3 separate regions of the Mus musculus genome follow, and regions 1 and 2 are each linked to region 3. Evidence: chromatin loops called from intact Hi-C (ENCODE). Cell type or tissue: heart. All regions are shown on one strand. Each heading gives the region's core, and the rest is flanking DNA. Links, peaks and the distances in the headings are about the cores only.

Region 1 (6,347 bases), core at 1-5,000, 67 kb after region 3:
GAATTAAGCAAGTTCTTCCTACTTTTGCCATTTAATGTTTCAGAAGTTTAAAAGAGTATACAATTTCTAAAAATGTGCTCTAACATTGGTTAAATAAAAACTAGGGTCTACACATTATCTATGGCACAGCACTTTGAAAGATAAAATACAAGGTGACAGATGGCCTGTATTAGGTATAGCTTTCCTTCCAGATATTCTGCTGGTATGGAAAGCCTGCTAGGTCAATCTTTACAATTAAAACAAGTCCAGCACCCCAAACCCTTTCCTTTCTCTCCATACTAAAAATAGCCAATTTACTATGCTGTAGGCTCCAAACAGTCACGAGTTATTTCCGCCTGCTGCTGTCAGCTTACTGCTTCCCTCAGTAATATATTCTGTTAGCATTCACAAAATTTATTTTCACACTTTTCCTTTTCCTTGGGGACTAAAGTGAAACCTTTCTGGATTTTTCTCTGGGAGCTGTTCATGGTTTGGTTCGGTGTTTCTTTAGCGCTCCCCATTTTTCAGCTCAACAGTGCAATTATCAGCTTGGGAGTGGAAATACTTCTGTCACTGAGAAAATGCAGATCTGCCCCTTTCCCAACCAATGCACGGGTGCGCTCTCTCTCTCTCTCTCTCTCTCTCTCTCTCCACACACACACACACACACACACACACACACACACAAAGCAAAACCAAACAAAACCAAAATCCCTGGTCTGGTTGCCTTCAAATTCGCCTTGACTCTAAGAAACTGTTGCTTGTTTACTGTCAGCTCCTGGCTCTGCCACCTTCACTCAGCTCCAGGACACTCCCACCAACCCTACCTCAACTCCCTCAGCTTTTCTTTCCTGTGTGTTCAAAACAGATGCGTTTTGGTTGGACCCGCTGTCTACCTTCACCCTACATTAATGACCACCCAAACTGTATTTGAAAACCAATGATTCACCAGACCTGACATCACATTTTCAAAAGAAAACCTTCTGGGTTTTGAAGTGGGATTTTACTAGTGCTAGGCCTCTAGTGTGTACACACACACACACACACACACACACACACACACACACACACGGCCTCTGTCTGCATGACTTCCACTGGGTATCTGACTTCATTATTCCCATCAGATTTACTCGACAGCCTCTTTCCAAATTATGCCAGCCCCTTAGTTCCCATAAACACTTGTAGGCGACTGTCCTTCCTGATTGGTAGTTTGCCTGGGCTGCTGTCGGTCAGGGGTGGGGGTGGGGAGGTGTCCCACAAAGATGCCTCTGAGACACACTTGAAAAACAAATCCTCCAAGGTTCATTATTTCCACCGCTCTGATCCACCCCTCCCCCAGCATAAACAACCTCGGTGTCCGCCTTCCCGGACAGACAATCCTGCTCTGGAGGTGCGCGGGGAGGGGTCGCCCTGGGTTTCCACTACCCCTCCCCAGCCCAGGCGGCTCGGCTGGCCTTAAGACATCGGGCCGATTCCCTTTCCTAGACCTCCCCTCCACCGCCCCCCCCCCCAGGGCTGTCTGTCCCCGGCCTCCTGCGCACTGGGCCCCGGGGTCCCCGCAACCCACCCGGCCGCTCGGCCCCGGCCTGGCCCTCACCAGTTGTAGGACGGACACTTACTTGAGCCCTAGGCCATTGAGGTGCTGTCCTATGAGCCTAATGACATCCTCATCGGACTGCGAGAGCCGCTTCTTCTTCTTGAGGCTGCTGCCCAGCTCGGGGGTGGCCTGGGCGGCGGCGGCGGTGGCGGAGGCCGCGGCGGCCCCGCCGGGAACCCCGTTATTGACACTCAGGCTGTTGCTATTGTTGCCAGCGGCGGAGGGGGCGGCAGGCAGGAGCCCGTTGGCGTGGGCCAGGTCCCCCGCGGACGTCGCCGAAGGGGACGACTCCCCGTTCTGCGCCGACAGGCAGGCGAGCTCCGGGGTCTGGCCCTGGCCCCCGCCGCCCCCGCCGCCGCCTCCTCCCGCCCCGTTGGCCTGCATGGTGCCGCCGCTGACCAGGCTGTGGCCGCTGCTCCGCTGCGGGGCGGCGGGGGCGGCCGGAGGCAGTCCCACCACCACCACCACGGAGGAGGAGGAGGAGGAGGCGGCCGGCGAGGGCGAGGGCGGGGGGGGGAGGCCTGCTCGGCCCGCCGAGGCCCCGGGCTCTCCTGCTCCCTCCGCCGCCGAGGCTCGGGGCTTCTTTCGCGGGGGCGGGGAGGCTCCGCCGGCGTCCGAGTCGGAGGAGGAGGAAGCGGAGGCCAGAGTTTCCTCGCCGAGAGAGGCCGTGGTGGGAGGCCGGCGGGGCGCGGCGGGGGTCGGCGGGGCGGGAGGAGGGGGAGAAGGAGGACCGGGCCCTTCCCCCCCCCTCCGGAGGCGCTCGCGGCGCGGCCCGGGGGCTCGCGGGCACTGGGGGGGGCGCGGGCCCGAAGCTGGGAGCCCGGACGGCGGCGGCGGAGGCGGCGGCGGAGGCAGCGGCCGCCTCGGTGCTGGGTCCGCGCCGCTCCGCTCCCTGGTGTGTTGATTCTTCCCCCAGCTGCTGTCTAATGGAGTCCGGGCGCTGGCGTCACAGGAAATGCCTATACTGCCCTCCTCGCTCACTTCCGGCAGCAGGTATGGAACCTATAGGGGGCTGTCACCCGGCACGTGTGTGTCCGGCGGCCGGGGTGAGGCCGTGGGGTGAAGGCGAGGGCGGCCGGGGGTGGGGGTCCGGCCCCGGCGGGGAGGCGCGACTCAGCACGACCTGGCCCGCCTGTGCGAGGCCGCCCTGGCTCCCCGGGTCAGGCGTGCGAGCTCGGCCTGCAGTAAGTTCGCAGCCTCGCTCCGGGGCCCTGCAGGGTGGGAGGCGGAGATCACGTCCTCGCCCTGCACCCTGAGTGACCCAGAAAGGAGCGAGCGGCCGGCGTGGAGGGGGCCGCAGACGCACTGGCACGGGCCAGGGTGGGGCCGCCGGCGGCCTGGTTTTGCAGCTTGTGACTTCGAGCACAAGGGTGTGCTAGGCCCCTGGCCACCGGCTTCTTGCTCTGCACTCAGGATTTAACCACTGCCTCGGTTTAGGGTGGAAACACTTGAACTTGCACAGCCAAGCACCACACACAGTTGTATCCGTGTCAGTCCAGGACAAGGGAGATGACAGCAGAGCTGAGTGTGCTCCACCCTGGGAAGGCGAAGTCGGCCGTAAACTGCCTTCCCTCTGGGAGGAAAAACAACAACTCGTGGGGGCAAGACGTTTCAAAGGCTGAGGGTGTGTAGAGGCGCTTTGCTTTGGAGTTTTACTAGGTTTGTTTTGTCTTTCTTTTAAGTGCTCGCTCAGATGTCTTGTTCCTGGTTCCTGTACCTCTGACCGAGGGGTGGGATTGGGGCACCGTTTCAGATTCTGGTTTGAAATTTTCAAGTGGCCGGAGTTTCACTGTCCCAGCGCTTTAAACGGCTTTCTTGAGTGGAGAAACACAGCAGCAGAGAACTGAGTAACTATGTTACTCTGTGGCAAATGGTCCATGGGGCCCTAGTCAGTTTCATGGACTTGGGTCGTAGCATGTAGACCTGGTGTGGACAGATATTTTTCCTGACGTGACTTCCATTTGGGAGGAAAACAACAACAAAAAGACCAAACAAACAGACCCAACAGCCTTAAGCAATACATCTTATGTCTCTGAAATTTACAACACTCACAGCTCAGTAATTTTTAGGTCTTTGGGGACAGCCTTTTTTAAATTTAGAAGTGTAATAAAAATTAGCCTATGATTTGTCAAGAATCCTGAGCTCTCTTCATCTTGAGACTGGGAAGAGAGACAGAGACCAGGGCAGTCTTACAGAGATCTAGCATTGTGGCTGTCATGCTTTAAATATGCTTTCAGGTGTCAGCTGTAATTGCAAAGTGACTCACATACGGTGTTTGTATTCACCTGAGACAGACCTTCATTTTAGCTGAGGTTCATAGGGCACAGACAGTATATCCAGCAGAGCCAGAATTACTAGATAGTCAATGCCCTCATAGAGCCCTGTACAGCAACTTTAGAAATCTCATTATCATGAAGGTTGTTAGTGTTTAGGCAAAATTTACTTTCTGAAAAATGGTTTATCGTAATCTACTGGTTCCTAGCAACCTTCAGGTGGATCAAGTCAGGAGCTTAGTTTGAGTAAAGTCTGTAGCTTTTATAAAGAAAAGGACCATTTAACTATAGGCCAGGTTTCCACTCCTTAACAAAGGGGGAGAGGAGAGGAGCAATGACTAGGACTTCATCACCATCCAGGCTCAGTGCGCACATCTCAGCTTTTCACCTCAGAGTAGCCTAGATGCCTCTTAGAAGTTCTTGAATTTATGAAATCCATATGCATGTGCCCCTTTTATCTATAGTAAAACATTGGGAGCTTATTGTCTGACTCTAGAGCCTTTAGAGACAGGTTTCGGCTCCACTTGCAATAATTTTGGAATACTGTTCTTCACATTCAGAAGGCTTTAGTAACCTCATGTTACCCACATGTTAAAAAAAAAATGTATAGTTGTCTTGCATTCCCTAGTGGATCTGGTCTTATCTCAGTCTTTCTTTTTGGCTAGCTCTCTTTTAAAAAGCCTTTTGTTTTTATTTTATTTTTAGTTAGCTCATAAATTATGTGTTTCAGATTGTACGGTGTACCTTTCTGGAAAGGTTTTAATCTCTTGCCATCTCTGTGAACCCTTTGTCACTGTTGCCGAATTGCTAGGCTTGTTTCTTCTGAAGACCTCCTGTCTTCTCCACAGCCCGATTATGTGGAGTTTCTCTGTCAAGACTCAGCTCCTGCCAGGCGTGATGGCACGCGCCTTTAATCCCAGCACTCGGGAGACAGAGGCAGGCGAATTTCTGAGTTCGAGGCCAGCCTGGTCTACAGAGTGAGTTCCAGGACAGCCAGGGCTACACAGAGAAACCCTGTCTCGAAAAACAAAAACAAACAAAAAAAAAAAAGACTCAGCTCCAGTGAACCTCCTTAGGGGAGTGTCTCCCAGCTTCCAGCCTTTGGTAGGACTATGACTTGTTAAGGACTCCCCAGGACCGGAGATTGCGGATGAGCTCATCCGCTGGCTCTCCTGAGGTCACTTAAGGGGAACCTTCTAGATCTCTGTCTCCTGGCTTTATCTCTTCTGTCCTCCTACAAAAGACCAAGCTGGGGCTAGGACTAAGTCAAGTTGCCTCTTAGGGAAAAGTTGCATGTGTATTTAGGTGCTTAATTAACTTCTGTTCTACTATATGGGGCTCTATATGAAAGCCCTGTGGTAGGTGCAAAATGGAGGAACTGCTGTGTCTGGTTCTACAGTGATGGGGAAGCAGGGATTTTCTGTGTGCACAGCTGATGGTGTCACTGAGAAGCAGACGTTTTGGTTGTGCCACCTTGTCAGGGATGCTGCAAAGTCTGCTGCTCAGTAGGTTGTTGAAGTAATTGGCACCAAGGCCTTTGCCAGGCTTCAGGTTCTCTTGGGACTGTGTATATTTGAGGCTGACAGCGAGGGTACGGACGTCTGGAGGGCAGAATCCCTGTGTGTTCATCTTAAGGCTGTGTTTTTCAAACTATGGGTCATAACCCACTTGTGAAATCCATGTACTTAGCCATAATAGATGGTTTTAAAGTAAAGCAGAAAATGATACAAGCATGAACAGTGGGGTAAGCCACTTGAGGGTGGCATGGTTATTTTGTAAACCTTTTGTTTCAGTGACAGATACTTGTCTGGGCTTTATAAAGTAAATGCATTTCTTCTCTTCTCAAAAGGATTTGAGTGCTGAAGAGACAAGAGCACTCCCTGCTCTTGCAGAAAAGCCATCTGATTCCCAGCACCTGAACCATCTGTAACCCTAGATCCAAGGGACCCAGGAGGCATGCATGGGATGCACATACAGGCAGACGAAACATTTATACAGATAAAGGAAAAATAAGTAAATCTAAAAAAAACCAACTGTCTTAGACTTTACAAAACAGCTGGGTGGTGGTGGTGCAGGCCTATAATCCCAGCACTCGGGAGGCAGAGGCAGGCAGATCTCTGAGTTTGAGGTCAACCAGGGCTACACAGAGAAACCCTTGTCTTGGAAAACTGAAACCAAAACCAAACACAGTGATGGAGCAAGTGGTGACACACACCTTTAATCCCAGCCTTTGGGAGGGAGAGATCAGCCTTGTCTGTAGAGTGAGTTCCAGGACAGCCAAGACTACATATAAAGACCCAGTTTCAAAAGGAAAGGGGGGGGGGGGACCCTCAGTCATCTACCTCAATCCTGATTGGCTAAAAGGCGGCTCAAGAAATCGAAATGACAGGCGACTATTATATTCCAAGGCAACGTTTCTCATCCTTAAAACTAAAAAGATCAACTTTCAAAAGTTGAGATGTTTTAAATATAAAGATGTTTATACTCACAAAAGTAAA
Region 2 (6,347 bases), core at 1-5,000, 88 kb after region 3:
ATCCCCATCGCTGTAGTCAGTTTGCTTTTCTCCTGGCGGGTCAGGAAAGCTTGAGCGAGGAGACCTGCCTGCTGAGGAAAGCATCCTTCTCCCTCGCTATTGTTTGCAGGGCAATAGGCACAGCGATTTGTCACCACCTCGGAAGCTGTTTGGGTGTAGGTGAAGAAGGCCACCTGCCCGTGTGGGAGGGTTGCTCGTGACCTGAGCGTTTAGCCTGACCTTCTTGTGTGCCAGGCTGGCGTCTGATGCAGGAAGTGCTGTTTTTGTATGTTCACCTCAGCAATTTCCTGACTCACTCTCTAGAAGGGACACACCCCATGGCCCTGCAGAGGAAACTTTGGAGGTTGCAAAGCTGGCCTTTGCCTGGCTGACCATGGGGCTTGGAGGTGGAGTCGTTTAAGGAAGGATTAGCAGAGGATGGGACTGTTGTCATTAGGATACCACACGTGACAAACTCAACATGACCGCCCACCTCTTGGATGATTCACAGGCCTGAAGCATGAGTAACTTAGAGGGTGGGCAAGCAGGTATTTGATTCAGTAGGGTGGGGCTGAACCCTCCCTCTCTCCTCAGCACCCATCGCTCCCTTTCCACAGGATCTGGTAGCCTGGAGGTTTCAGGTGCAGGGGGGCCTGTGAAGTCTCTCTTGGCCTGGGGAACCCTTGTCATTTGAATGGTTCTGTGAAGTGGCGCTTGTGACTGAAGTGCGGCTTTCCAGGGGGCTGGGGGGCAGCTGGAGTGGCTCAGCCTGAAGCACATTCTCAGCTCCCGCTGTCAGGGCTGGAGTGGGGGGCACACTATAGGAGGTTCTTCCTCTCACTCGTCATACGTCCCATGTGATAGCACAAAAGGGGAGGGCACCTTGTTGCCATTCCTCTGTAAGCCACATCAAAGCCACAGCTTCTATCCTGCATGGTAAGTTAAAGTCCATCCCAAAGCAAGTGTCCCCTTTGTATTATTACACGAAGCATTGGCTCATACATTATGTATGGGACATCAAACATCCGGTGTAATCTTATTTGACTGTGAATAGAACCTATGTTTTAATAATAACCAGCATTTTTACTATGTGTATGGCATCACAGATGTGTCATTTTAAATTATGTATATAGCTTTTAAAATGTGTAGTGACTAAAATAATTATGGTTGCTTCATGCGGCCCTCTATAGGATATGCCAGTTGAGTAGATACGGACTCTCAGTTCCCATAAAAAGACCACTTTAACTTGCCTGTCAGGAAGCACGGAAGTCACGTCTCAAGTATCATTGCCCGAGAAGGGCAGGACTCTTCTTACATCCTCCTTCCCATCCCACCAGCCCCTGCCCCTTCCACAGGCATCTGGAGAAGAAAGTCCTGCCGCAGTGTGTAGTGGGTCTGAGCTCTGTGTGAATCTTTCCATCATCCCAGGTCCAGAAGTGGGATGTGGTCCAAGGAACCCTAGACAAATGCTCCCTGGGACACTGCGGAATGATTTGCCGGCCTCTTCGAGACATTTCTGTTGTTCCCCTCCAGGGATCGCTGTGTCCTCCCAGGATGAGTCTCTCATGCTGGACCCTCTCTTTGTCCTGTCCCCCTCTGGATGCTGGCAATCTAGGAAGGTGCAGGAGGAAGCTTGCTCCCAGGATCCATATCCCACAAGGTGTCAGCTCCATAGAGCTGGGGTACCCATGGCCAGTCAGGAGGAGCAAGGAAGAGCAGCAGTGTAACTAACTCCCTTGAACAGCAGCCTGAGAGTTGTGAACGGGGTGCCCCTGTGCTCCCTGCAGGGGTTGGCACTTCTTTCTCAGCATCTGGAGATGGCAGCCTGGGCCTGGACAGGAAGTGTGTGCTGAGTCAACTAGGAAGTGGCAAGAGCTGGTGTCCTGCTTACACAGAGCTCTGTCTACCCAGAACTGGATGTTCCTCCTGAAACAGGATGGTATGGCGGAGTCCCCTCCTGTTCCCCAGCTTTGGACAGGAAAGGTCTTGACTTAAAAAAGCAGCCTTGCAGTGACAGGAAGGCTGACCACATTTGTATTTCTCACAGAGGTTTGACAGTGTTAGACAGCTTCTCTAGAGACCCAAGGGAGGCCAGCTAGGTGTTCACCCCGGTGTTTTTCCTGAGAATCCCTTTCCTAGACCACCTCTAAGCCAGCGAGTGAGACACTGGGCCAAAGGGCCAAAGCAGCTGCCTGGGAGGAGTCACCCATGCGGTCTATGGACACTGCCCCTCTTGTAACTTTCCAGTGCTCCGGGATTCCGACTGGCAGCTCTGACGCCTGGTGGTCATTTCAAGAACTGCACTCTGGAAGACTTGTCCATTTTTATTATTTTTAGATGCTTTAGCTTTCTTCTTCCAATAAATATAAATAAGATGGACCTTATACATTAGCAGTCATTACTGTTACTAAGTGAATTATTTATAAGTAAAATTCTTGCAAATGCAATCGACAAAATATATGTTTGTAGAAGATTCTGGAAAGATAAACCAGAGACTCTTTGATGATCTCCAAGGGGCACTACTGTGGGATGGAGAAAGATTTATTTTGCTTTATATATGTGCTTCTCTCTGAAATATATTTTAACTTATTTTTCAGTTTTCTTAGTGCTTGGCACGGTGGCACAGCCCTTTAATCCCAGCACTGTGGAGGCAGGTGGCTTTCTACAAGTTCAAGTCCACCCTGGTCTACAAAGTGAGTCCAGGGCTACACAGAGAAGCCCTGTCTCAAAAAACCAATTTATATGTGTGTGTATGTGTGTGTGTGGTGTGTATGCATGTATGTATATATTCTTTTCTTTTAGGTTTGTTATTTCATGTTTGTGAGTGTTTTGTCTGCATGTGGACATGTGTATCATGTGCATGCCTGGTACCTATGAAGTCAGAAGAGAGCGTCAGATTCCACAGAACTGGAAGTACACGTGGTTGTGAGCAAATATGTAGGCGCTGGGGATCCTCCCAGGGTCCTCTGTAAGAGCAGCCAGTGCTCTTAACCGCTGAGCCATCATTCCAGACCCCGCTTTTTAGGGTTTGTTTTTTTTTGGCACAAAGTCTCTCTCCATAACTCTGGGTGTCCGGAACCCACTATATAGTCCTGGGCTCAAATTCAGAGATCTGTCTGCCTCTGCCTCTCAGGTGCTGGGATTAAAAGTATGCACCACCACACCCAGCTAACATCTATATTAAACAAAGGCAAGTAATTACAGTTAAGAGCTGACTCTGGGCGAGCCCAAAGTCTAGGATTGTTCCTTCCAGGGCTCCAAGTTTGGTGTTCAGACGCCTCTGGAGTGTTTAAGGGAACAAAGTACGGCTGAATCCACTCTGGTCTCAATCACTAACAGCAGCAGAGGACTGCAGAGCTGAACAGGACAAAGCAGCTCTGGGGAGTGCTGGGGTCAGAAAGCCAACAAGAAGCTCCTCACTGTTGACCCTCCCACCAACGCCCACCCGCCCCTCTACGATACCCCACCTATGGGAGTGTGGATGCATTAACACATTTTAAGAACATGGTCATAGGTAAGTCTTCTTTCTTTTCCTGCCCATAGCCTGGAAACAGTGTGGCTTTGTGTGCTCACAGCCTACTTGCTGCACATGTTCAGAGAGGGTGAGGCATGTGAGGCCGAGGATCAGTGCAGGCTCCCAGCGCCAGTTCTCACCGCCATCCTGAAGGCTGGGCCACAGCAAGGCAGAGATGCTGACTCTGCAGCAGCTAGCTCTTCAGGGAAGGAAAAACCTTAGAAAAGCATCCAAAGACGAGGTCCTCATCCCGGAACTGTGCTGTTTCAGATCCTGCCTGCGTCTGAGCCTGCAATCAGCAAGCCTGGTGGCTAGGTCTCTGCTCCCTCCTTACTTGCAGCCTCCCTGGGTCTCCCTGGGAGATCAGGCACCTCCCTTAGCCAGCCCCCTCCCAGCTTCCTACTGCCACTCGGAACAGAACTTCCGCAGCTATCATGTGACCTTGAAGATGGAAGTCACATGCCAGAGAAGACAGAAGACAGAGACCCTGATAACTTCAAAGAGCCAGCCAAATAATGCCTGTTTACTCCTGATCCTGGTAAAAGTGAAGAGAGTAAATCCTTGCAAATAAACAACTAGATTTTCTCCCTATTGCATGCAGTTGAACCTGATTACAGCAGACAATGCGGTAGCCGAGTGTTTCTCTGTTCTCCTCTACACTTGCAAAGGAGCAGAAATAATGACTTATGACTGAAGTATCTGCTGGAGCCTCCCTCTGGTGGAGCTCAGCCACGCACTGTAAAATCTGTGTGTGCTAGCTTTCTTACAGTTACTGACTTTGAAGTCTTTTTTTAGGAGGGGAGTGGGGTGAAGCTGGACTTTCAGTGACTGTTTAACCATGGGGACAGGATGAAGAGGGTAGCTAAGGGTTCATAGCTGGGAGACAGGCTGCTCTGACTGCCTTTGTGAAATGCACATTTGGAGTCTGCAAAGCCCTGGCGAGGAGCTCAGAGAAGCAGGGTGGGACCACACTCTTGGTTCAGTTTCCTAGCACAGCCTGGACGGCAAGAGGTGAAGGTAGAATCACGTGGTCTCGATCCTGGAGCCACCCTTTAAAATTAGCTTTATTGGGGTATAACTGACAGGCAGGAAACTATAAATGCTTAAAATATATAATCTGACATTTTTCCTTATGTATATGGGGAAGTATCGCTACAACCAATGAAGTGTTCATAACCATTAAGTCACTTGTAGTCCATCACCCTTCCCTTGGCAACTAATGGACTGGCTGCCCTCTGTGACTATGAATTAACATGCATGTTCTTTTTTAATTTTTTGAGATTATAATTACATCATTTCCCCCTTTCCTTTCTTCCCTCCAAACCTCATATTCCCTGACCTTGAGAGTCTTTCAAATTCACGGACTCCTTTTCTATAATCGTAGTTACATACCAAGTGTGAGCCTGCTCAGTCTAATATTACTTTATGTTTATTATGTTCTCTGGGTCATTATAGCATCATACAGAGTAGTCTGCTGCCCTGTTTAAAGGGTGGCTCCAGGATCGAGACCACGTGATTCTACCTTCACCTCTTGCCGTCCAGGCTGTGCTAGGAAACTGAACCAAGAGTGTGGTCCCACCCTGCTTCTCTGAGCTCCTCGCCAGGGCTTTGCAGACTCCAAATGTGCATTTCACAAAGGCAGTCAGAGCAGCCTGTCTCCCAGCTCTGAATCTTTATCCACCCTTTTCATTGTGCCCGTGCTTAGCACATTTGTCTGTCTGTTTTTGAGACAGGGTTTCACTATGCCATCCCTCTGGCCTGAGCCTAGCTGCGTAGTCCCAGCTGGCCTCGAACTCACAGAAATCTGTCCTTTTCAGTTTCCCGAGTGCTGGGATTAAAGGGTGTACCAACATACCAGACCTGTGCTTAATTTATAAAGACACTTCTTAACTGTAAAGTGGCCAACCGTGCGAGGGCATGGCTCCTCCTAAGTCCTTCTCACTTGCTGGCTGGCTTTCTGAGGTCCTAGGGGTCAGCAGCAGGCCTTCGGCAAGTGAAGTGTGAACTTACTGAGAGCTCACTGCCACTGAGCAACACTGGCAGCCTCCTCTGTGTTTAACAACATTTGGGGCAACAAGACTTTTGAGTGTTAGTCATGTGATGCAGTTTAATTTTTGCTTATTTGCCACCTGAATTGAAGTGTTAGAAGTAGATGGTAAAAGGGATTTTTTTGAAAATCTGTGGTCCATTTGTTTTCAAATACAAGCCCTTCCTCAGGTATTTCCTGCATGAAGATTGTCTCCTGGTTCATCTGTCATCTCCATTCTCTCAGCAGTATCTTTTATTTATTTAACCCTCTGTTGTTTATTGTTTTTGAGATGGATTCTTGCTGTGTAGCCCAGGCTGGCCTTAAACTAGAACTTCTGCCTCAGCCTCCCCCATGTGGAATGTACTACCATGCATGGTAGTTTTAAATTCTGATGGTTCGGGGCTGGAGAGATGGCTCAGCAGTTAAGAGCACTGACTGCTCTTCCAGAGGTCCTGAGTTCAATTCCCAGCAACCACATGGTGGCTCACAACCATCTGTAATGGGATCTGATGCTCTCTTCTGGGGTGTCTGAAGACAAAGACAGTGTACTCATATAAATAAAATAAATCATTAAAAACATTTTGATAGTTTTCTTTATTCTTTTAATTATTTTATTTTATTTTTGGAGATGGGGCATGCATGTGTCACGATGCATACATGGAGGTCAGTTGACAACTTCTGAGAGATGACTTTTTTTTTTTTTTTAATTTTCACCATGTGATTTCTTGGGAAAACAAGCTGGGTCAGGTCAGGGCTCCTGTTCCAGCTGCACCGGCCCATTGCCCTTCCTTCAGCCTTTCTGGACGGTGGTGAGGGATTGAATCC
Region 3 (8,260 bases), core at 1,782-6,781:
GGGACATCTGGGTTGTTTCCAGCTTCTGGGTATTATAAATATGGCTGCTATGAACATAGTGGAGCATGTGTCCTTATTACATGTTGGAGCATCTTCTGGATATATCCCAGGAGTGGTATACCTGGGTCCTCAGGTAGTACTTTGCCCAATTTTCTGAGGAGTCACCAGACTGATTTCCAGAGGGCTTGTACCAGCTTGCAATCCCACCAGCATGCAGGAGTGTTCCTCCTTCTCCACATCCTCGCCAGCATCTGCTGTCACCTGAGTTTTTGATCTTAGCCATTCTGACTGCTGTGAGATGGAATCTCAGGGTTGCTTTTGATTTGCATTTCCCTGATGACTAAGGATGTTGAACATTTCTTTAGGTGCTTCTCAGACATTCGAGATTAGTCAGTTGAGAATTCTGTTTAGCTCTGTTCCCCATTTTTAAATAGGGTTAAGTGGTTCTCTGGAGTCTAACTTCTTGAGTTCTTTGTATATACTGGATATTAGCCCTCTGTCAAATGTGAGATTGGTAAAGATCTTTTCCCAATTTGTTGGTTGCCATTTTGTCCTACTGACAGTGTCCTTTGCCTTATAGAAGCTTTGCAGTTTTATGAGGTTGCATTTGTTGATTCTTGATTTTAGCGCATAAGCCATTGGTGTTCTGTTCAGGAACTTTTCCCTGTGCCCATGTGTTTGAGCATTTTCCCCCACTTTCTCTTCTGTAAGATTCAGTGTATCTGGTTTTGTGTGGAGGTCCTTGATCCACTTGGACTTGAGCTTTGTACAGGGAGATAAGAAATGGATCAATTTGCATTCTTCTACATGTTGACTGCCAGTTGAACCAGCACCATTTGTTGAAAATGTTGTCTTTTTTCCACTGGATGGTTTTAGCTCCTTTGTCAAAGATCAAGTGACCATAGGTGTGTGGGTTCATTTCTGGGTCTTCAATTCTATTCCACTGATCTACTGCCTGTCACTGTATCAATACGATGCAGTTTTTAATCACTATTGCTCTGTAGTACAGCTCCTTCAAGACTTTCAATTATTAAACCATTCATTCATGATAGTGAAAAACCCAAGTTTAGCTACCTAAGCTGGAACCTATCTGCCATTTATGTAAACCCATTTTAAATAGGTTTCTTTTTTTTTAAAAAAGACGTTTTTTTTTTTGTATATGAGTACACTGTAGCTGTCTTCAGACATACCAGAAGAGGATATCAGACTCTATTACAGACAGTTGTGAATCACCATGTGGATGCTGGGAATTGAACTCAAGATGTCTAGAAGAGCAGTACGTGTTAACTGCTGAGCCATCTCTCTAATCCCCCATTTTGAATAGTTTTAAAAGAACTGAACTTTTAAAGAATACAATTATTTTACAAATTGAGAGATTTCACTGTTGTTCTTTATTCAGCCTGAAACCTTCATTCCTCAGTTTTCTAGGTGATGGGATTACATATGGCTACCAGGCCTGACTCACATTCCTTGATAGAGCCTGAAAGTTGAGGAAGAAATGCTTGATTGCTTTAATATTCTGATGAAACAGAAAAGGAAGTACAACAACAACAGCTCTATCTCCTGGCCAATTGAAGAGTTATTAATGGATGAAAAGAAACCATTTCCTCTGGTAAAAGGAATTAACACTGTATATATAGTCACTGTATATATAGACTATAGATGTTTTTATGACTGACTTAAGGTCCAGGTTTATGAATTGGTAAGATGATGCTAGCAACCACTGAAATCAATTGAAAAATTAAGGAAGTCGGACTATTTAAAACTAGGTGTGTGTGGGGGGGGGGGGGGATCAAGGATTTAGCAGCACACCTCTTTACCTGTACAGTCTTTGCAAGTCGGATGCTAAGATTCCAGTGTCCACATATTTGCCACATCTGTTACTACTGAGGTACTGAAAGAGAAAATATGACAATTAACTTAGACATTTTAACTAATAAATAAGAGGTTGAGTTATTCCAACACATAATTCAATATAAATTCTTAAGCAATAAAGTGTACCACAAAATAAAAAAGCATATCATGAACATAATTTTTTTTTAAGTACCACATCAGCCAGGCTTGGGTAGCGCACCCCTTACATCCAAGCACTCAGGAGGCAGAGGCAGTCGGATCTCTCTGAGTTTGAGGCAAGTTTGGTCTACAAAGAGTTTCAGGGCTGTCAGAGCCACGCAGGCTATACCTTCAATAAACCATCTCTGTCTGAGATCGGTGTTTGTATAGTTTGTAGGGTGACTCCTGGACCCCAACACAATCGAGCGTTTACGCTTTAACAACTGGATGAAAGGTGGTGTCAATTCCAGCGCCCACATGGCAGCTCACAACTGTCCATAACTCCAGTTCCAGGGGATCTACACCCTCACACAGACGTATGTGCAGACACAACATCAAAGCATATAAAATAAAATGCTAGTAAAATAAAAATACTCTATTTTTCTTTTAAAGGCAAAACCTGGGGCACTGAGCAGAGGTAGCTAGGAAACTGGCTATAGAAAAATTCAAGAGACTCTGTCTCAAAACAGTAACAAAAAGTAGGTGAGTACATTTTTTAGGTAAAGAATAACTTAACTCTAAGGCCTGTTGACTTTAAGGTGGCCCACACCTTTAATCCCAGAACTAGGAAGGCAGAGAGGAAGGAAGAGGCCAGCCTGGTCTACAGAAGGAGTCCCAGAACAGCCTGGGCTACACAGAGAAACCCTGACTCGGAAAAGAAAAACAAAATGAAACCAACAGTAAAACATACAAATTTGGGTCACAGGGTAGCTCATACTTAAAGGTGTTAGGCTGAATGAGATCTAGTAAAAAGTATGGAGGTGAGAAAGGAGTAAGAAGGAGCTGGAGAGATAGATGGCTTAGCCGTTAAGAGCAGTGACTGCTCTTTCAAGGTCCTGAGTTCAAATCCCAGCAACCACATGGTGGCTCACAACCGAAGACAGCTACAGTGTACTTACATCTAATAAATAAATAAATCTTTTGAAAGAAAGGAGTATGAAGAAAGAAGGGATACAAGAAGCCCAGAGAATTGAAAACTTAAGAGAACTTTCGAACCCCAAAATAAGCAAGGACGGCAGATCAAGGAAAAACAATCTAAGTTCTTGAAACTCCAATTTTTAAAAACCCCGAAATTCCACCAGTGAAAAATGGGAAACAAATACAAAAATGCCTTGCGGGGCGTGGTTGGTGCAGCCTTTAACCCAGCCTTGGAGCAGAGGAAGATGGGGCTCTAGTTCAAAGCTAGCCTGGTCCACAAACGAGGTCTAGGGTAGGCAGGGCTACACAGTACGACCGCCAAACAAAATCCAAACCTCTCCCTCCCTTTAATTCGTATCTCTGACTACGCCACTGAAGGCGTCCACCACACAGTGCTTCCAAGATACGAAAATAAGAAAAATAATGTCAAAGCCTCCAGGCTCCCAGGCCTGTTTCTCTACGGCAGCCGCAAGGGAACATCCAGACCATGCTGGAACCCGGCGGCGGCGGCCAGAGGCGCCAAGCCAGGCAGCCGCGCGCAAATGGAGATGCAGTGTCCGCAGACACACACGCACCTGAATGACCCGCTGCTTCAGTTTCCTGTCTACGAAAACCCCGGGTCTAGGCTTCATGATGCTGCTGCCCCGCACGGGCGCCTCTTGTTACCGGGAAAGACTGCCACAGCCGCGCTCGCCGCCGTACCGGAAACCCCGCCCACGCGTGGTCCCTAGCACCGGAAGTCCCCCCCGCAACTTTTCCTCAGCACGAAAGCTCCGCCTGTAGGGAGGACTACGCTGCTCACGGAGGTCGGGAGGACCTGGAAGCGCGCGAGTTTCCAGTCTGGTTCCTTGTCAAGATTACCCAGCCCTGCCTAAGAGGCTAGGCCCCCTTTGAAGGCGTTCAACTTTATTGGTTCCCAACTGAGCAAACAGACACGGACTCCATTCTTCGCGGCTGCGCAGACTCTCACAAGCAAGTAGTAAACTTGATGCCAAGCCTGGCATAGCAGGGGAAAAAAACCTTAAAAATATTCGAGAAGCGAAGGCAAGGAAGATTGCTGAAGAGTTCAAAGGCAGCACAGCCAAGTAGTAAGATGCTGTCTCAAAACAAAAAAAGTTTGGGTTTGTCACGTTCCAGTCTGGGAACCAGGACCGCAGCGTGTTCGCGGTTTCTGTTTGTTCTGTGTCGCACGCTGTACCCAAGGATAGTGTGGAACTCAGTCTGCAGCCTAAGACGTTTTCCCCTTAAAAACGTCTTTTCAGGAAAAAGCAAGATTCATGGTTTTGTAGAAAACAACTTCATGACAAACCAATATGAAGCAGAATTGGGATTTATTAAAAGATAATTTTAGCACTCTTGAGCACAGTGGCTAATAGGTGCTCAGGGGGAAAAAACAAAACAAAACAAAACAAGATAAAGCCCAAGGGTGAGTATGGGTTTCTTGGCCTTTTCAAGGGAGAATTTTGCATAGGAGTATTTTGCAACTGTTATGTGTAGGCGCCTCTCCGTTGTTATTGGTGTTTGTTTTTAAGGAAAATTATTCAGAGTAATTTACAAGGTTTAAGTGGTTGTTCAGGAAGTTTGATTTGTGGGGGTGCAGTAGCGCACACCTTAAGTCCCAGCGCACAGAAGGCAGAGGCAGATGGATCTCTGAGTTCAAGGCCAGCATATCGTCTACAGAGTTCTAGGAGATTTATTTGGGAGAAGTGCTGAGGATACAGAAAGGGCTGTCAGTTACTATTCGGTGATAAAACACATGGCCAAGGCAACTATAAAAGATTATTTGGCGCTCACGGTTCCAGAGGGATAGCCATCGTTATGGCGGTTCGGAGGTAGCGAGCAGCTAGGGCAGCAGCTGGGAGCATATTTCTCTAAGCACAAACAGAAAGTCTTGAGCTAACTTAAGCTGATAGGAGTCTTTTGAAACCTCAAAGCCTGTCCTCAGTGACATAATTTCTCCAGCAAGGCCACACTTGCTCCTCCGCAAATAGCCATCAACTGGAAACAAGTGTTCAAGTGCCCAGGACTGTGAGGGGCATCTAGTCAAACAACCACAGTAACCATTCCTGGCAGTTCTTAGTTTTCAGTTCTGGATATCAAACCCAAAAACCTCATATATGATAGGCAATCACTCCAACTGGGCTATATCTAGTGAGCTATATTCCTAGCTTTGACTTTGATTCTAATATTCCATTGTATGTGTATATATTTTAAACAATTCATATCTTGGTGGGTGTCTGGTTTGGTTCTGTAACTTGTCCGTTGTGGGAGTAGTGTTGTGATAAAATATGCATATTGTAGGTATCTCTTGTGTACTGACAATCATTCATTTGTATATATGTGTGTGTGTGTGTGCATACATATATATATGTATGTATGTATGTCAACTAGATCAGACGGTAGCTCTAGTTTTAGGAATCTTCTGTCTTCCATAGTATCTGTTTATAGTCCCACAAATAGTATATAAGGGTTCTTTCTTTCCAAATCCTTGCCAGCATTTGTTGTTATCTTGTTATTTATCTTTAATGATTGCCTTTCTGACTGGAGTGAGATGGAATCTCAGCAGAGGTATTTGCATTGGTGTGGGTCACGCCGCTCTCAGTGGCAGGTATATAATTTTTCATTGCCCCTGATATGAACACCTTGGCTCATTTTGTAATTCTAGCATTCAGGAGGCTGGGGCAACAGGATTGCTGCAAGTTTGAGGCTAGCCTGTGCCACTTGATGAGTTCCAGGCCATTCCTGATTACTGTGTGAGACCCTGCCTGAACAACAGCAACAACCATGAATAACAAGTATTTCATATCTTTATAAACGCAGATTTCCTGCTCTTTTGATAGTGTCCATTCTAATAAACGCATCACTTCACTGTAAACTTGATTTACATTTCCCTAGTAATTAGTAATACTGAAAGTCTTTGCATGTGCTTGTTGGCCATTTGTATAATCTTAGGAAAATGTCCCTTGAGTTCTTCCATTTTCTTCTTTCTTTCTCTCTTCCTCTCTTTCTTTCTCTCTTCTTCTCTTTCTCTTTCTTTCTTTCTTTCTTTTTCTTTCTTTCTTTCTTAATTTTCCTTCTCCTTTTCCCTCTCCCTCCCCCTCCTCCCCCTCCTTTTCTCTGTATAACAGCCCTGGCTGCCCTGGGACTTGCATTGTAGACCCAGCTGATCTCGAACACACAGAGATCTGCCTGCCTCTGCCTCTCTGCCTCTCTCCCTGCCTCTGGCCCCCAAGTGTTGGGCTTAAATTAGTGCCCCACCATGTCTGGCTTCCATTGACAGTTCTTAATTCAGTTGGTAGATATAATTGCTGTGTTGCATTTTAGGAACTCTTGTATATTTGCAGTATTAATCTCTGATGAGATAGTCAAATCATGAATATTTTCTCTAATTCTAGAGACTCCTTTTACTTTCTTGAAGTGATTTTCTTGTTGGTTTTTGAGACAGGTTCTCTCTATTATGTAGCTCTGGCTGTCCTGGAACTCCTCTGTAGATCAGGCTGTCCTCAAACTCACTGAGACCCACGAACCTCTGACTTGAGCTGTGATTAAAGGCATTCGAGGTGATGCCCAGGCCCTCTCTCTTTTCTTTTCCTTCTCATTCTTTTTTTTTTTTTCTGTTATTGTTTTGAGACATCTTGCTACTTGGCCCTGTTGCCTGTATTTTTATATTATATAAAAACATTTATGTTATATATAAAGATATATGTTTAGATAGAATATATATGTATATATATATATATATATATATATATATAATTACATTTTCATTTAAATTCATAGTTGAGATTACTGAGAGATGATTACTGTCCATTTCTTCCCTCCATTTCTTTGTTTCCTTTGTGGTTGTAGAAAAATGGACATTTTGATATCATATAGCAACTTCTTCCATCTGTTTCATGTCTGACTCAGTTAAGCCCTATCTGCTTTTTCTTGTCTCTCTTTTGTGTGTGTGTGTGTGTGTGTGTGTGTGTGTGTGTGTGTGTGTGTGTGTGAGAGAGAGAGAGAGAGAGAGAGAGAGAGAGAGAGACAGGGTCAGAACTCACAGAGATTCACCTACCTCTAACTCTGAGTGTTGGGATTAAGGCCTTTGTCACCACACCAGGCCTCAGCTGTTTTTCTTCTTTTAAAAATGTAGGTTTCCTAATTTTTTTGGGTATGAGTAAACTCCTTTGAGACAGTGTCTAGCTATGTAGTCCTGCCTGGCCTAGAATCCACTCTATAGACCAGCGTGCCAGGATGGTTTTGAATTTAGAGAACCACCTGCCTATTCCTCCTGAGTGCCAGGATTACAGGCATGTGCCATCATATCTTGTAACCTTTCAAATCTAGTATTTATACTAATGAGTCTAGACATGGGATTCAAAAACTGAGGTAAAAACCTGCTGGCTCAGAGAGGTAGCTCTATTTTCTTTACTATTTTCAAGAATCTGTTTACAAACCTGATCCTACAACTAAACTACTAATTTCTATCTGTGTCATTCTAAAGAGCCAGTCTGCATTTCTCTTGGGCTCCTTAGCTCTCGTTGCTAGAATCCTGTTTTTCCTGTGTCCTACCAGCTGCTTCTCTGTTGTTCATGAAAGCGCAGAGAGAAAATTCCTCTCTCCAGAGCTCCTTCCATAAAGGCTCTTTCAAGCTAAAAGAGAGCTCTATCAAAGGTCCAATGGCTTATAAAAGAAGTCTCTAGCTCCTCCTTTATGCCCTTGGCAGGCTGTCCCATGTGTCACTGTTGTGGGGGCTGGGGGTGGGGGGCCCCAAGACAAGTCAGTCGGGTGTTGTTTTTAAAAAAGTCTCTTTAAAAGCAAACAGTAGCAAAAATCTCAGCAGCCAATTTACCAAATAAGATTCAGGAGGCAGATGCTGTGCTGGAAGCCTGCTATCTCAGAGGCAGAAAAAGCACCTAGCTGACCTTCCTACTCCACCGATGTCCCAGAAGGAAGAACACTTTCTCCTTCTCCATGCTGTCTTAAATACCCTTCAACTCAAAGCCCTTCCTTTCTGTTTACTTAGAGTTCACTCCTCTTCAGCTGCTTGCTTGCTCTGCCTCTTGACCTAGACTTAACTTCATTTAGCTCTTGGATTAAAGGTGTGTGCTAGGGCAGGGCCACACCACAGGTACTTGCTTATAGCAAACAGAAATCTCAGTGATCAAAGGCAGAGCCAGACCACAATTAGAAACAGTTCACAGTCTCTCGGGGTTCACCACGTGGTGATGAAGTATCCTGCAAAGCAAGGCTACCAGCTGACTTCGTCTCAGGTCATAGTGCAAAGACCACAAGACCTCTCTCCAAG

Evidence for each region. Hi-C counts contacts between places; a loop is a spot of excess contacts. Peaks named below come from ENCODE experiments on the same cell type or tissue, not always from the same donor. Only the 100,000 strongest peaks of a DNase experiment are listed, where the experiment ranks them.
Region 1: it touches region 3 in a loop (4-fold over the local background); 4 of 42 quality-filtered maps call a loop at or near these places.
Region 2: it touches region 3 in a loop (4-fold over the local background); 5 of 42 quality-filtered maps call a loop at or near these places.

The regions. Positions count from the first base shown.
Region 1 is chr1:181,209,478-181,215,824 of GRCm38, forward strand. Wdr26 (WD repeat domain 26) reads right to left here and starts at 2,501. Exons shown (of 14, transcript NM_145514.5): 1 at 1,599-2,501. The coding sequence starts at 1,960. It overlaps Gm38664, which reads left to right and starts at 1,959. Exons shown (of 6, transcript XM_011238899.2): 1 at 1,959-2,022; 2 at 2,333-2,569. The coding sequence starts at 1,959. In heart, for the core only: a CTCF peak has its summit at 2,872; DNase peaks (open chromatin) are centred at 1,354, 1,684, 2,544 and 2,944; H3K4me3 peaks cover 3,758 bases; H3K27ac peaks cover 3,211 bases.
Region 2 is chr1:181,230,644-181,236,990 of GRCm38, forward strand. It overlaps Gm38664, which reads left to right. Exons shown (of 6, transcript XM_011238899.2): 3 at 1,513-1,639; 4 at 1,767-1,918; 5 at 2,577-2,672; 6 at 3,319-5,726. The coding sequence ends at 3,479. Among named protein-coding and RNA genes, the nearest start is that of Wdr26, 22 kb to the left of the region's middle. In heart, for the core only: a CTCF peak has its summit at 2,266; DNase peaks (open chromatin) are centred at 298, 1,818, 2,158, 3,838 and 1 weaker place; H3K4me3 peaks cover 836 bases; H3K27ac peaks cover 3,077 bases.
Region 3 is chr1:181,140,506-181,148,765 of GRCm38, forward strand. It overlaps Nvl (nuclear VCP-like), which reads right to left and starts at 3,699. Exons shown (of 23, transcript NM_026171.2): 1 at 3,546-3,699; 2 at 1,821-1,894. The coding sequence starts at 3,602. In heart, for the core only: a CTCF peak has its summit at 3,772; a DNase peak (open chromatin) is centred at 3,806; H3K4me3 peaks cover 3,103 bases; H3K27ac peaks cover 2,162 bases.